2 separate regions of the Mus musculus genome follow, and region 1 is linked to region 2. Evidence: chromatin loops called from intact Hi-C (ENCODE). Cell type or tissue: left cerebral cortex. All regions are shown on one strand. Each heading gives the region's core, and the rest is flanking DNA. Links, peaks and the distances in the headings are about the cores only. Region 1 holds the start of Zfp579 (zinc finger protein 579). Region 2 holds the start of Zfp580 (zinc finger protein 580).

Region 1 (2,898 bases), core at 304-2,803, 56 kb after region 2:
GCTCTTACCCACTGAGCCATCTCACCAGCCCCCTGAAATGTTTTTAAAAAGAAAAAGAAAGCAGCCGCAATGGACTGGCACAAGTATAATACTGCATGTTTCTGGTTTCTCAAGGGTAAATTCCTGGAATTACTAGCATATCAAAGCTTTCCAAACCTCTACTCACCCAGACACGTACAAAAGGAACAGTTTACCCAGCCTCTTGCCAACTATGTTTGGCATGAAGTTAACCCTAAAGAAAACAACACTGTAATGCAGGCAGATAACTGAAACGGCCCTTTTTCTCCATCATATATACTTTGAGATGTGGCCCATGTAGCAGGCTGAAACATTAAAGCTCCAAGTTCCAGAAACGTAGTTGCCAAGGAAGACTAGAGGAATGGCATTCACTCCCATTGAAAGCCAGCTCACTGTCTCTTCCATCCCCTTCATTCCACAGCACTTTGCCCAAAACAAGAGCTTCCCTCGTCACACCGTCTGTGACTGACTCTTGTTTGTCCCTTTTCATCATAGTATGAATTTTGCCTTTATCGATCCAGCACCAAGGACAGAGCCAGCCCACAGTAGGTGTTCTGATAAAACTGGTCGGGTTGTGATCCTGGGGCTTACCATAAAGGGAGAAACTGAGGCTCGGAGAAGAGAGAATTGCTTGCCCAGGCAACCAAGGGACAGTGAGAGTCAGGCTCGATCATAGAGGTGCACTCCTTGTATCATTGATGTTCACTCTCAAGCCTGTATCACTCACTGCTTCGTTCATCTCCATCTCTGCCTTCTTCAGACCCAGCAGCCAGCACAGTGCCTGGCACCGGCAGGGCTTGATAAATGCCTGTTTGTTGAAAGAATGAATGAATATGTGTTATCTGCTGGGAAATGGAGGAGGGGTGGAAAGCTGGATCCAGATTCCCAGGCTTGCAGCCTCCTCCTCCTCTGAGGGTCCAAAGGACAGGCCTTCAGCCCCTTCCCCTCCCGGGATCCAGGAGCCGCAGCTCCCTCCTCTGCTCCCGCCCCCCCCCCCCCCGCACCCCCACCAGGTCCCTGGCCCTCCGCTTCCGGCTTCTCAGCCAGTCTTTCCTCTTCTGGCCTCCGACCAAGCACCGGGTTTCCGGGGGGAAGGCTTAGGCTGTAACACCGAGCCCAGCCTCCTTCTCCACCCCCACCCCTCCCACTACGCTCAACCCCCTCCCTCTCCGCCACCACTGTCCGCGATCGCCCGGCCGCAGGGAAGGAAGAAAGGAGCGCAGGAGGTGGAGGTAAGACCGGCTCCCTGAGACTGGGGCGAGCCCCAGGCCCTGCGCAGAGCAATCTGCAAGGCCTCGACCCGCTGCCTTAGTTCTGCAGATCACACCTACCCGGAACAGATAGACCCCCTCTTGGACCTAGATCCCCCGACAGCCGGCAGGTTCCACGCCCTCCCCCGACACCACGCCCGGCCAGGGGTCTGGCCACAGCTTTCTCGCTGAGGATTTTCTGCAGCCCAGCTCCCAGTCCACTCCTCCCCCTTGTCTTGTGAGTCAGGGCCCCTTACCCAGCTTCTTCCTTCACCCGGACTCAGAGGCTGCGTCTACCTGCAAGAGTCTAGTTCGCCTATCTGGTTCTATCTGAGACCCAGGAGTCCTACCTTTCAGTCTTCTTGCCTGAGACCCAGGGATCCAGAAATCAGCCCTTCTTTAAACCCAGGAGTCCAGGTCCTCCCTCAGACCCAGGAGTGCAGACCCCGACCTTCTTCAGACCCAGGAGCCCAGACCCCAGCCCTCCTCCTTCCGATCCAGGAATCCAGACCCCATTCCTCCTCCCTCAGACCCAGGAATCCAGACCCCAGCTCTCCTCTCACAGACCCAGGGGCTTAAGCCCGGCTACCCACTGGTCCCTCCCAGCCCCTGACTTATGGACTTTTTATTTCCAGGGCCTCTTGACTTTGAATCCCACCCTACTTGGGCCCCAAGGGTGGACTGGTTCCCAGCCCCTCCAGGAATGTTCAAGCCCCAGGGCACTAGAGCAAAATCAATTGGCTGACTTTGTCTCCCTGTGTCTCCTCTGTATGTGTCTTGTTCTGTCTTCCTGACCGTTCCCACCTCTGATATCTATGTTTTCTTTCTCTCTATCTCTCTCCTTTGTGTTTCTCCTGAACTTGGCCCCCCTTTCCTACGTCTCCACAACTCTCTCCTCTCCTTTCCTGTGTCTATCCCCTTCTGCCTCCTCACCACCTTCCTCTCCCGACTTTCATCTGTATCCTCTTCTGAACTGTGGATCTACCTGCCCTGTACCTCTGCTCTCCTCTTCACCTCACCCCACATCTTTCATCTCTTCTCCCCACCCCTGCCTCTTCCCCTTTTCCCCACAGGCATGGATCCACAGCCCCCTCCACCCGCCCAGGGCAGCCCACCTCACCGTGACCGTGGCCGAGGCCGAGGCCGTGGCCGTGGCCGTGGCCGAGGCCGTGGTCGTGGCAGAGGGGGTGCTGGAGCCCCTAGGGCGCCTCTGCCCTGCCCAACCTGTGGTCGCCTCTTCCGCTTCCCTTACTACCTGTCTCGACACCGGCTGAGCCACTCGGGTCTCCGGCCCCATGCCTGCCCTCTGTGCCCCAAAGCTTTCCGCAGGCCTGCCCACCTTTCCCGCCACCTTCGTGGCCACGGGCCCCAGCCCCCGCTGCGCTGCGCTGCCTGCCCACGCACCTTCCCGGAGCCAGCCCAGCTCAGGCGCCACCTGGCCCAAGAGCACGCAGGTAGCGAGGTGGATCTGTCCACGCAGAGGGCAGTGAAGGAGGAGCCTGAGGCCAGTTGGGGTCCGCAGGACGAGGGAGTGGAACAGCCCGCCACGGTGGTGGTGGCCGGGGCTGAGGAGGAGGCGACCACACAGTGGCCCGCAGGGGACTCGGCTCCTGCGGCTGTCCCCACGAGT
Region 2 (2,898 bases), core at 171-2,670:
GAAGATGATACCACTCCCTGCCAGACTGTGCTACTGACCTACCTCCCTACAAAGTAAGAAGTGACTCCAGTCCCCATCTCCGGGACTCCTACACCAGGGCTTAGCAACACCCCGCTCCACCGACTCAGGTCATAACCTCAGACATCCTTCGGATTCCCTTCCCTCACCTCCACCCACCGAAATCAATCTCCAAGTCCATTTCTTTCCTTCTCAGTTTAGGTCCTTTCTAATCTCACATTCTAGAGACTAGTGGCCTCCGAGATTTTTCTCCCATCTACCCATTCCTTTTTCTCAGAGCTCTACTCAATCTCTGATTTAGTCCTTTCCCTCAGGTCCCTCAATACCCTCAGAGCCTCCCCAATCTCCACAGTTGTCGTCGCCTCAAGTTTCCTCCCTAGATACTTATCCAGAGTCCCACTAACCCAATTCCCCACTTTCCATTCAAGGCTCTTTTATGTCATCCCCACACTCTGCACTTAAAGGTTTTGCCATTCTCTTTCCACTCGAGGAAAGCCATCGTCTGTACTTCATTCTCAACTGACTGCCTCCAATATGCGCCCCCATCTTGTTATATTTTATTCACCACCGTCTCCACCCACAAAGTATCCTGACATCTTCGGTTTCTCTCTCCATCGCCGCCACCACCTTGGAGCATCTTCCAACTCGCAGTCATAGACCTTCTGGTTTCTTGTTCCCGCACAGCTACCCCTAACCTTGGCCCCTCCTCTCTAGATACAGCTGGCATCTCTGGTCCCTCTTCACCTCCCGGGTTATTTGATGCATAGCCCCTCGTCTGGGGACCTCTAGCAGCCCTGGTCCTCTAAACCACCCTGTCCCGTTATATCCCCTACGGCCTTCCTACTCCCCTGGCTTCCATAAGGAGCTTTGGCCTCCCGACGCCCCTCTCTCAGGCTCTGAGTGTCGCTTTCGTCGCCTCACCGCTCCGACCCACACCCAGAGACCTGCCGGCCTCGCGCCCTGCCCAAGCCAGGCTCCTCCCTCCATCCCGGCCCCCGTACCCGGTGCAGCAGCCTCTCGGGTCCGGGGGAGAACGGGGCCGAGGTCCCGGACGGACCCGGGCTTGCCCTGACGAGCGCCGCGGTAGGAGCGAGCTTCCGGGCAGCTCCGGGCCGGCGGCGCCGGGGACGCGGGTCGGGGGGCGCAGGGGCGCGAGGGGCGACGGCGTCCCTGAGAAAGAGCACCGTTCAGAAACGCCCGCTACACACACGAAGGTTCCGAGGCTGGAGTCTGCAGCTGTAAAGGGAGAGCGCAAGGGGTGGGGGTGGCGCTTGGCCAACGAGAAGGACCTGCAAAAGGACAGTTTCCAGCTGCGTGCCATTCACAAGAGCCATTCCTTTGCTTTGAGTGACCCGTAAAAAGCTAGATACTGTGAAGTCTAGTAAGCGCCCCATAAAGAATTGAAATTTACAGCTTGTCGTCTTTCCACCCTGCCTCCCCTTTCCGCTTAGGCAAAACCAGCGGGTTAGAGAAGGGGTGTTTCTGTTGGATGAGCAAATGGAGAGACAGAGGTCCAGAAGCCCGATCTCTGTTCTGATTTAGCAGGGTCACAATCCTCACGTCTCATAAATGGGGGAATCAATGTCCAAAGAAGACGTTGCCAGATCCCGTAAAGTATATATGCTCCACTGAACATACGGGGAAACAGAGACTGGGGACGACCAGATGTTGACCCAGAAAGGAAAATGTACTATTTCCCCGCAGAGCATATGGGGAATCTGAAAACTGGAGCATGCTTGCTAGGTATAAAAATGGGGACAGGGTTTACCTAACATGCACTCTTGGTTTGATCCCCAGCACTGCATAAAACTGGTTGAAACAGAAGAATCAGAAGTTCAAGGTTATCTTCTCCAATATATTGAGTTGGAGGCCGGCCTGGGCTACATGAAATCGCATCTGAAAACAAGGATGGAGAGCAGCTGTGATTCTTGCCAGTGACCCAGCAGGGGAAAGTAAGGTCTCCAGAGGAGACCAGCCATTCCTAGGTACGGGCATGGGGAAGTTTAGACTTACTATGGAATACATGGGGAAGCTGAGGCTCAGAGAAAGCCAGGCATTGTCGTATACACAGGCAAGGAAGCTGGTTCTTTGGAATGGAAAAGAGTGCTGCTGAAGTCACCAGCACCCACTGCCTATGGTAGCTGGCGCGCAGGGCTCTTCAAGGAGGGTCTGAGCATCCAGTTTTGATGCAGTAGCCTGGGCCAGTGAAGACACTTTGTATTTGTAAAATGCACTCTGGTATGAGATGCAATTACAGGAGGTTAGGACCCATCTAAGGCTAAGTCCTAGATCCACGTACTGGGAGTTGGGAGGGGGCAACAGCTGGACATAGCCAAGGGAGAGGAGGGTTAGGCGCCCAGTGCAAGGACCCCACCCACCCACCCACCCAAAGAGTGGACTACCCCTTGAAGAATTATCCAACATCTTTCCATCGGTAACAAATGCTATAATTTCTATGAGGCGTGACAGTGGATACATGAAGCTATTGAGCACTAGTGCTTCTGAGGCCCTGAAGTATGGAACGTATTCATTCCTTAATTTAGATTTGCCCCAGGAGACAGCTATATAAACTGTATTTTTATTTCTTGAGACATGATCTCAAGAAGCCTAGCCTGACTATGCAGCCTAAGATAACCTTGAATTCTCTCTCTCCTTTAAAAAAAAATGTATGTAAGTGTTTTGGTGGCCTGTAGGCATATACACATGTGTACTTGGTGTCCTTGGAGGTCAGAAGACAGCAATCGGATTCCCTAGAACTGGAGTTAGAGTGTTTGTGAACCACCTTGTGGGTGCTATAAGTCAAACCCAGGTCCTCTACAAGGGCAAAGGAGTTCAAACCCAGATGACCACGTGGTGGAAGAAAAGAACCAACTCTAGAAA

The links. A loop is a pair of places that touch in the nucleus more often than their neighbours do. Peaks named below come from ENCODE experiments on the same cell type or tissue, not always from the same donor. Only the 100,000 strongest peaks of a DNase experiment are listed, where the experiment ranks them.
Region 1: it touches region 2 in a loop (4-fold over the local background); 10 of 42 quality-filtered maps call a loop at or near these places.

The regions. Positions count from the first base shown.
Region 1 is chr7:4,994,356-4,997,253 of GRCm38, reverse strand. Zfp579 (zinc finger protein 579) reads left to right here and starts at 1,153. Exons shown (of 2, transcript NM_026741.2): 1 at 1,153-1,250; 2 at 2,342-2,898. The coding sequence starts at 2,344. In left cerebral cortex, for the core only: no CTCF peak of the experiment used is centred there; DNase peaks (open chromatin) are centred at 1,084 and 1,466; H3K4me3 peaks cover 1,865 bases; H3K27ac peaks cover 1,207 bases.
Region 2 is chr7:5,049,836-5,052,733 of GRCm38, reverse strand. It overlaps Zfp580 (zinc finger protein 580), which reads right to left and starts at 1,202. Exons shown (of 2, transcript NM_026900.1): 1 at 1,020-1,202. Gm15510 (predicted gene 15510) reads left to right here. Exons shown (of 4, transcript NR_166619.1): 2 at 1,816-2,003. In left cerebral cortex, for the core only: no CTCF peak of the experiment used is centred there; DNase peaks (open chromatin) are centred at 651, 1,037, 1,223, 1,446 and 1 more place; H3K4me3 peaks cover 1,901 bases; H3K27ac peaks cover 2,146 bases.